Linked DNA regions of Homo sapiens: region 1 is linked to region 2. The links are chromatin contacts, found by Hi-C or POLR2A ChIA-PET in ENCODE. All regions are on one chromosome and are shown on one strand. The core of a region is the stretch at or near the end of the contact, and the rest is flanking DNA. Distances in the headings are between cores, read along the strand shown. Region 1 has its middle 48 kb from the start of MCHR1. Region 2 overlaps MRTFA (myocardin related transcription factor A).

What was found. A loop is a pair of places that touch in the nucleus more often than their neighbours do. ChIA-PET counts read pairs that join two places held with the same protein, here RNA polymerase II (POLR2A). Pooled maps may share reads with other maps.
Region 1: a pooled map shows a loop between it and region 2 (2.2-fold over the local background). The contact joins two enhancer-like sites. A Hi-C loop is called at or near these places in 1 of 50 pooled maps. POLR2A ChIA-PET finds 5 or more read pairs at or near these places in 2 of 52 experiments (GM12878 and WTC11).

Annotation. Positions count from the first base shown.
Region 1 is chr22:40,725,319-40,730,090 of GRCh38, forward strand. No RefSeq gene overlaps it. Among named protein-coding and RNA genes, the nearest start is that of MCHR1, 48 kb to the left of the region's middle. RefSeq lists enhancers at 2,703-3,427, 3,428-4,151, 3,479-3,558, 3,629-3,678. Within about 2 kb of position 2,078, at least 6 of the 41 ENCODE cell types and tissues checked have a DNase peak (open chromatin) inside an H3K27ac peak, as active enhancers do.
Region 2 is chr22:40,490,513-40,494,897 of GRCh38, forward strand. All of the region lies in intron 3 of MRTFA (myocardin related transcription factor A), which reads right to left. Among named protein-coding and RNA genes, the nearest start is that of MRTFA-AS1, 29 kb to the right of the region's middle. Within about 2 kb of position 1,944, at least 7 of the 41 ENCODE cell types and tissues checked have a DNase peak (open chromatin) inside an H3K27ac peak, as active enhancers do.

The DNA.
Region 1 (4,772 bases), core at 828-3,327, 230 kb after region 2:
TGAAGCAATGGCTGGCCCCTGGCCCTGAGGCTTCGGTGAGATTCGGACCAGGTGTCACCATGAAGCCTTTCATTGTTGCATCTTGAAAACTGACCCAATCACAGCCTACCAGATCAACGAGAGATGTCAGAATTTACCAATGTCAGAGCCATAAAAATGTTTTTTTCGAAATGAGTAATTCACCTGTTACACTAAATATGGGCCTCCAGATGTCACAGTATCACAGTGCAACAGTTAAGTCTTTGTTTTTTATTTTATTTTTATTTATTTATGTATTTTTTTTTGAGACAGAGTCTCGCTCTGTCGCCTAGGCTAGAGTACAGTGGCGTGATCTTGGCTCACTGCAACCTCCGTCTCCCAGACTCAAGCAATTCTGCCTCAGCCTCTGGAGTAGCTGGGATTACAGGCGTGTGCCACCATGCCTGGCTAATTTTTGTATTTTTAGTACAGTCGAGGCTTTACCATGTTGGCCAGGCTGGTCTCAGACTCCTCACCTCAGGTAATCCGCCTGCCTCGGCCTCCCAAAGTGTTGGGATTACAGGCGTGAGCCACCGCGCCTGGCCAATTAAGTCTTGTTTTAAACATGCCATTGGTATGACCGTAACCATCATTTTTTTTTTTTTTTGGTATGCAATGGTAGGGATTTTTTTTATTGTAAACTTGCTTCATGAATTACGCCTAAATCCCTTAGGTGAGGGCCACAGGGAAGTTTCCCTCTTTTAGGAAACCTAATATCATATAAATCAAGACTTCTAGCCACGCCAAGGTAAACCATTAGGGATGCTTGATTTTGCAAATGTGTTAAAGATATGGGCTTGGGAAGAAAATACTTTCCCAGCTGGGCACAGTGGCTCACGCCTATAATTTCAGCACTTTGGGAGGCCAAGGTGGGTAGATCACCTGAGGTCAGGAGTTCGAGACCAGCCTGGCCAACACGGTGAAACCCTTGTCTCTACCAAAAATACAAAACTTAGCCAGGCATGGTGGCACGCACCTGTAATCTCAGGTACTCGGAAGGTTGAGTCAGGAGAATAGCTTGAGCCCAGAAGGTGGAGGTTGCAGGGTGGCAGTGAGCTGAGACCACACCACTGTACTCCAGCCTGGGCATCAGAGACTCTGTCTCAAAAAAAAAAAAAAAAAAAAAAAAAAAAAAAATATATATATATATATATATATGTATGTATGTATCTATCTATATATATGTATGTATCTATATATATGTATGTATCTATATATATATATGTATGTATCTATATATATGTATGTATCTATATATATATATGTATGTATCTATATATATACTTTCCATTTTTTTTCCTACTCGTGTGAAAGAGACCGTGAAAGTGAAAGGAAAAGAAGATGGTCCAATCGCAAGATAAGCAGGCCCTGTAGACAAAGCAGACAGTTCAGCTACTAATGCAGTGTGGAAGGAGAGCCCTAGAGGCCAAGCACTAGTAATAAACTCAACACTTTCTGAAATTGCTAGGATCTGAATGAGGAATAATTGTGAGTGAAGAAGCCAGTGTGCTGGCTGTTCAGAGATAAGTGATTTTTTCTTTTTTCTTTTTTTTTTTTTTTTGAGATGGAGTCTCGCTCTGTTGCCCAGGCTGGAGTGCAATGGCACAATCTCGGCTTACCGCAACTTCTGCCTCCCAGGTTCAAGCGATTCTCCTGCCTCAGCCTCCCGAGTAGCTGAGATTACAAACATGCGCCACCACGCCCAGCTAATTTTTTGTATTTTTAGTAGGGTCGGGGGGTTTCTCCATATTTGTCAGGCTGGTCTTGAACTCCGGGCCTCAGGTGGTTCACCCGCCTCGGCCTCGCAAAGTGCTGGGACTACAGGCGTGAGCCACCGCGCCTGGCTGCTAAGTGATTTGTAAGCTAAGACATACTCTTAAATTCCTTCAAAGCAAGGGAAGCAGTGACTGTTTTAAGAACAAATACTGTCTTTGAAATTTGAAATACAGGATAGACAGGGGCTCCTTAAACCTAGTAATCCTTTTGTCTCTTTTGGTCCATCTCAACCACAAACCAAGCAAACATGCACATGCTTGTCAAAAACAAGTCAATTATTTTGAAAATCAATTAAATTATTCATACCCTTTGAAATTTCAAAGGAAAGTCGAGAGAGAGAGAGAGAGAGAGAGAGAGAGAGTCAGTTAGAAGTCACGGGTATTGAAGTGCTTATTAGTTAAATCGGGTTCTTTGTCTCTCTACTTTGCTAATGGCTGATCTTTTGACTTTTCTGATGATTAGCCCTGGCTATCAAGTGAGATTCCATGGGGCTTGGTTTGTTCATACTCTTCTGAGTGACATTTTCCCCATTCTAATAGCCTAAAAGCATAATGAGGTAAATGAATCACAAGTGATAATGAGTTTTTTAAAAATCTAGGCAGGAACAAAACTGGCTCATTACCATGAAGAAGTAGCATTCTGATGAGGACAGGAAATCACTGAGGAACAGGAGAGAATGCATAAACTACCACTTATGTGTATTGCTAATGATATGCCAGACACAATTCTAAACACTTACATGACGGTCTCATTTAATACCAATGCAAAAATTCTACAGATGAAGAAATGGGGACTCAGAGAGATTAAGTAGTTTGCTTAAGGTCACACAACTAGGAAATGACCAAATTGGCATTTAAATGAGACAGGCTGGCTGAAGCCTGGACTGCCTCTGCCTTTTTTTTTTTTTTTTTTTTTTTTGAATCAGGGTCTCACTCTGTCACCCAGGTGATCACGGCTCACTGCAGGCTCGAACTCCCAGGCTCAGGTGATCCTCCCACTTTGGCCTCCCAAGTAGCTGGGACTACAGGAGGGCCACAATGCCTGGCTAATTTTTTTTTTTTTTTTTGAGATGGGGTTTTGCTATGTTGCCCGGTCTGGTCTCGAACTCCTGGGGTCAAGTGATCTGTCCACCTCGGCCTCCCAAATTGCTAGGATTACAGACATGAGCCACCGTGTGCAGCCTGCCTCTGTCCTTCTGAAAAAAAGGTAATGGCAAAGGCATGGGGGAAAAGTTAAACATGTTAAAGAAAAGGCTGTAGATATTTCCATATGCATGTCGATTCATGTAGTAGCTTCCTAGCACTTCGGTAACAACCATAACCCAGCGGCGTTGGTGGTACAGTAGCGAGCATAGCTGCCTTCCAAATAATCATAACTTTGGTGGGATTTTTTGTTGTTTTTTTTCTGAAACAGGGTTTCGCTCTTGTAGCCCAGGCTGGAGTGCAGTGGTGTGATCTCGGCTCACTGCAACCTCCTCCTCCCAGGTTCAAGCGATTCTCCTGCCTCAGCCAGTCGAGTAGCTGGGATCACAGCTGCCTGCCACCACACTCAGCTAATTTTTGTATTTTTAGTAGAGATGGGGTTTCACCATGTTAGCCAGGATGGTCTCGAACGACTGGCTTCAGGTGATCCACCCTGTTGGGGTGATCAGACCCAACACCAGGCTGTGGGGGCAACGAAGTCCGGGGGAGTCAAAGGAATGAGACAAGACAAGTTAAGAGTGAAAGTGGGACCGCAGGCCAACGCTAGTATGGAGGCTGCGAAGGCCCTGAGCGCTGGGAGCCCGAGCTGTTTATTGGTGATCAAAGAAGCAGGTGGTGAGGATGTGGGGGTTGAAAGGAAGCAGTGCATCAAGCGCATGATCTATGGCCGTGACGGTTTAGCATTTTGTTTGAAGCATATGGAACATGTTCTGCTACTTGAGATAATGGGAGTGATAGAAGCAAGGAGCCTGCAAGTCTAGACACATTCCAGAGGTCACGAGGGTTTTTATGCCCTGAGCCCTGGATTCCATCCAAGCCACGAGAGCTTTTATGCCCTGGGTTTAGATTGTGGTGTGGCGGGGCAGCCTTCCACCCTTTAGCACAGAGCTTGGTGTTCCAAAGGCCACGAGGGGTTTTAGACCCTGGACCCCAGACATGTTCCAAGACTCTTTTACATTATGTCAGACATGCAAGCCCTGCCTCAGCTTTTTTCCCAACACTCAGCTTTTACCCAACATACCCGCCTCGGCCTCGGCCTCCCAAAAGTGCTGGGATTACAGGTGGGACCCACCGTGCCCAGCCCCACTTCAGTGGTTTAAAAGAGCAGATATTTTCTCTCACACAGTTCTGGAGGCTGGAAGTCTGCAATCCAGGTGTCAGCAGGGATATGCCTTAGGGGAGGAGCCTTCCCTGCCTCTCCCAGCTTCTGGTGGCGCCAGGTGTCCCTTGGCTTGTGGCTGCATCACTCTCATCTCCATCTCCATCTTTACATGGGCTTCTGCTCTGTGCGCCTCTCCTCCATGTGTCTCTTATAAAAATATTTGTCATTGGATATAGGGCCCACCTGTATAATCCAGGGTGATCTCAAGATCCTTAACTAGATCTAAAAGGACAACCTTGGGAGGCATGGTGGCTCACACCTATAATCCCAGCACTTTTGGAGGCCAAGGGATCGCTTGAGCCTAAGAGTTTGAGACCAGCTTGGCTAACAGTGAGACCTCAACTCTATTTTATTTAAAAAAATAAAATAGGGCCAGCCATGGTGGCTCACATCTGTAATCCCAGCACTTTGGGAGGCCGAGGCAGGTGGATCACAAGGTCAGGAGATCAAGACCATCCTGGCTACATGGTGAAACCCCGTCTCTACTAACAAATACAAAAAAATTAGCTGGGTGTGGTGGCGGGCACCTCTAGTCCCAGCTACTCGGGAGGCTGAGGCAGGAGAATGGCATGAACCCAGGAGGCAGAGCTTGCAGTGAGCCGAGATCACCCCAC
Region 2 (4,385 bases), core at 694-3,193:
GGTATTAACCCAGGAGGCGGAGCTTGCAGTGAGCAGGGATTGCGCCACTGCACTCCAGCCTGGGCGACAGAGTGAGATTCCATCTCAAAAAAAAAAAAAAGAAAAGAAAAGAAGAAAAAAAATATTCTCTCTGCAAACTGGGCACTGATAATCACTCCATCTCGTCTTCGATGTGTCCATTCATTGCTGACTCCACAGGCTCAAATCATCCTGTTAAAATTATTAAAATCCCAAAGAAATCTGGAAAACTCAAAAGAAATGTCTAAGTGTTTAGAAAAGTAGCATTTACATAATTATTATACATTGTATATAAATTCTGATAGTAGATAATTAGGGTTTCCAAGATAGGAGAAGAAAATATTGACAATTCTCTTTTATTCATATTTGACAGGATTTGGATAAAGCTCCTATTGTCGTTTTTTTCATAACCTAGAACTCTTCTAAAAGAATTTTCCTCAAATTTAAAAGTGAACTTTTCTAAATAACTCAAATGTGTCCATTCTACTCCCAAAGGATTTTCTTTTCCTGCAGTATAAGACTATGAAAGAAGCCGAGCACGGTGGCTCACACCTGTAATCCCAGCACTTTGGGAGGATGAGGCGGGAGGATCGCTTAAGGCTGGGGTTCAAGACCAGCATGGCCAAAATGGCAAAACCCCATCTCTACAAAAAATATAAAAATTAGCCGGGTGCAGTGGTGCACGCCTGTAGTCCTAGCTACTCAGGAGGCTGAGGCTGGAGAATCACTTGGGCCCAGGAGGTGGAGGTTGCAGTGAGCCATGATTGAGCCACTGTACTCCAGCCTGGGCCACAGGAGTGAAAACCTGTCTTAAAAAAAAAACAAAACCAAGACTATGAAGGAAGGCTGTTCACATAGGCAAACTCTTTTAATATTGATAAGACCAGTCCAAATTGTTCACCCTAAGCAAAACTAAGACGCAATACAAGTAAAAAGCCTTCCAAGTGTTATTTTATTTTAAATTATGATGTCTTAGTGTTATAAACCTTAAAGGGTTATCTATCTACTTTCAAGTATTCAACAGACAGAAGAAACTGAAATGATCATCAATAGCTCCCATTTGTATAGTACCTAAGGCCAAAGTGCATTTTATGGATAAAACATTGAATCTGACCCACATAAAGAGTAATTCCGCCTTATTAAAGAAAAGTTTTTTCTTCCCTTATTCCACAATCTAGGCTTGGCTATATGAGCTCTGCACGGTGGGGAAAAAAGGAGTAAGAAAGTGAAACATCCTAATCACTGTTCCACCAGGTCATGAAATGCACCCTACAGTACTATGTTCAGTTATCTATTTGTTGGGTGCTCAACAAACTTTAATACAAATCCTGGGAGAATAAACCACCCAAAGTCAAAGCTTGGATGGCTACAGAGAAATAGGACTGGGATAAAAGACAGCAGTTAAGTTTGAAAGGAAACAAAAGCATGCAAATCCCAAAGGCACAAATACTCGAACCTTCCCGCAAACTGTGATAATGGGTCAGGCACACTGCTGAGTAATAGCTGTCCTTTCTCGGCTTCAGGACAATCCACGAGAGTGGCAGAATCCTGCAGGTGGACTGATGAATCTTGGCCTTCTCCTCCAGCATGCTGGAGGAGATTCGAGTCTCCACAGGCCAATGCTGCAATAAACCACTCTTCCTTCCCTCTCTCCTTAAAGAGGCCATTTATTATTTGCCGAAGATCTGATTAGCCCTGCTCTTTAAGTTAAAGTGGGCACTTCATTCTACAGTGCAAAGGGTTGCAAGAACAGTTAGATCCCAAGTTTACTTAGGGAGTGGGGCATTAAAAGCAGTGACAGCAGAAGGTCAGAATCAGTAACTCTACTGGCAAAACATTTCTTCCTGTCAGCACTGGGCCTAGACACAGACACCTCCCTCTTCTATCCAAATGCCAAAAAGCAGAACTGAGATGATTTCAATGTGTAGAGCTGGAAGAGGAGAGGGTTCCCTTAGAGAAAATGCTCATAGCAACCAACCAACCTCATTCACCCAAAATAGTAAACAGTTGGTTTCTCTGCTCAGAACCAAAAGGCTTCTGCCAGACAAGCAGTATCACATGACTAGGTTCCCTCTTCTCTCTCTTGCCCTCCCTCCCTTCTTGTACAAAGCCTGCACCCAAAATGGAACAAGGAGCTATAACACAACATTATTTTACTGGACACATTCATCTTTAAAATGTTTGAAGATAAAAGATACCAAAAAGCAGAGGGGGGAGGTACCAAAGGAAAAACTCAGGAAGAATTTACTTTGAAAAAAGTCCTATCACAGTACTGATGTGGGAACCATAAACGTAATGGTTAACTGGCAAGTGTACTCAATGAATGAAAAAACAAATGGACACTTCTCACCAATTTGTAAACACTTTGCTGACAAAATATTTAAAAGAAGATACAGTTCAATACATATTTGACCTTTCCTTTAGAAAGACAATATAGGCTCTTAAGATGCTGGCTAGAGTCAGAGATAATATATTGGCACAATAGTGACAACCCACCAAAATTTGGGATTCAAACCCTTATCTTGTTGACCTCAGCTTACCTCACCATTTGATTTTACTCCTTGTATGTCACAGTCCCATCATTCACATCATTAGGAAGGAAATCAGGACAGCTACACTAACAGGCAACTGAAAAATCTACCCAGCTGATTATGAAAACAAAGGCCACCATGACACTGGCATTTCCACCTAAACAGAAGGGGGAAGATATTAAGGCTGACAGCACAGCTGGAACCAGATGTGCCACCATATTCTTCTCCCTACAAGGTTCCTCACACTTGAAAGCTAAGCGAGGCATGCAGTATAGAGACACAAAAATGAAAACCTCTATGCTGATCAATCTGTTCCACTAGGAAACTAGATAAAGTATAAGAATCAAAAGTGTCACAATCATCTGCCATGACCTCTACTCACAGGGCCAACAGGGGCACTTTGAGAGTAAAATCACTGATGCTCGTCCATCCCTTGCACTGTAAACTGCTCAATAAATATTTATAAAGTGGAAAGAAAAGGAAAAGGAAAATGAAAGAGGAAAAATTTACATGAGAAATCCTTAATTTAAGCAACAATTTTTCCAGCAAGAGCATGTGGAGATTGTTACTTGGCTACTGTCAGAATACAAATACCAGCAATAAATGATTTGTCATCAAGGATGAGGAGCAACTGGAACTCCCAGACATTACTGAGGAGGATGGAAAACGATAATGCTATGTAGAAAAACAGTTTGGGAGTTTCTTATAAATTTACACTTACCATAAAACCCAGTAATCCTATTCCTGAGTATTTATCTAAGAGAAGTGAAAACATACATCCACATAAAGAACTGTACATTGTCTTTGGATAATAGTGTTTAGGTCTCAGTTCTGTGCCTGATGTAAATTGTCTACCTTGTTTCACCTAAGAAGCGTGTCTTTGGAAATGTGAATTTAGAGTTGCCTAGCTAACAACTCTTCAGGGGAATGAAGCAGGTAATTGAAATTGATAGTCTAAAGTGGGAGAGAGAAACTATTTGAAAACTGGTAAATGAAAGATCTTAGATTTCTGTGTGTCTCTATGCCTATATGGTTTATATGTGTCACGTGTATGTGGTATTTCACTACCAAATTATATTAAAGAGCTCTTATCTATTGGCTTAGAGAAAAGTGCTTTTCTATTGTCTCTGAAATAAAAATAAACTCAAATGCCTTTTAGTTCATCTGACTTTAGTAATAAAGGGAGATATTATTATTTTATATTAATTGTAATTAACATGTCATTAAAACTACTAGGTTAAAAAAAAGAGCTATATGTGAATATTCGTAGCAGCTTTATTTGTGATTGCCAAAAAGTGTTCTTCAACTTGTGAATGGAATAAAAAATTATATACAGGCCAGATGCGGTGGCTCATGCCTGTAATCCCAACAGTTTGGGAGGCCAAGGTAGGAGGATCACTTGAACCCAAGGAGTTCAAGACCAACCAGGGCAATATAGTGAGACCTCTTCTCTACAAAAACCTTAAAAAATTAGCCAGGTATACTGGTGTGCACCTGTAATCCCAGCTACTCAGGAGGCTAAGGTAGGAGCATCACTCGAGCCCAGGGGGCGAAGGCTGCAGTGAGCCGAGATCATGCCACTGCACTCCAGCCTGGGTAACAGAGCCAGACTCTGTCTAAAAAAAAAAAAAAAATTATGGTACACCCCTTTAACAGAATACTACTTCAGCAATTTTTAAAAACCCAATAAACTATTGTTACAGGAAACAACACTGATGAACCTCAAAAGCACTATTATGCTAAAAGAAGCCAGAAGGCTTCAAGGCAAAACAACAGGCAGAAATCAGATCAGTGATTGCCAAGGGCTGGGAAACAGGGAAGGAGACTCTACAAAGA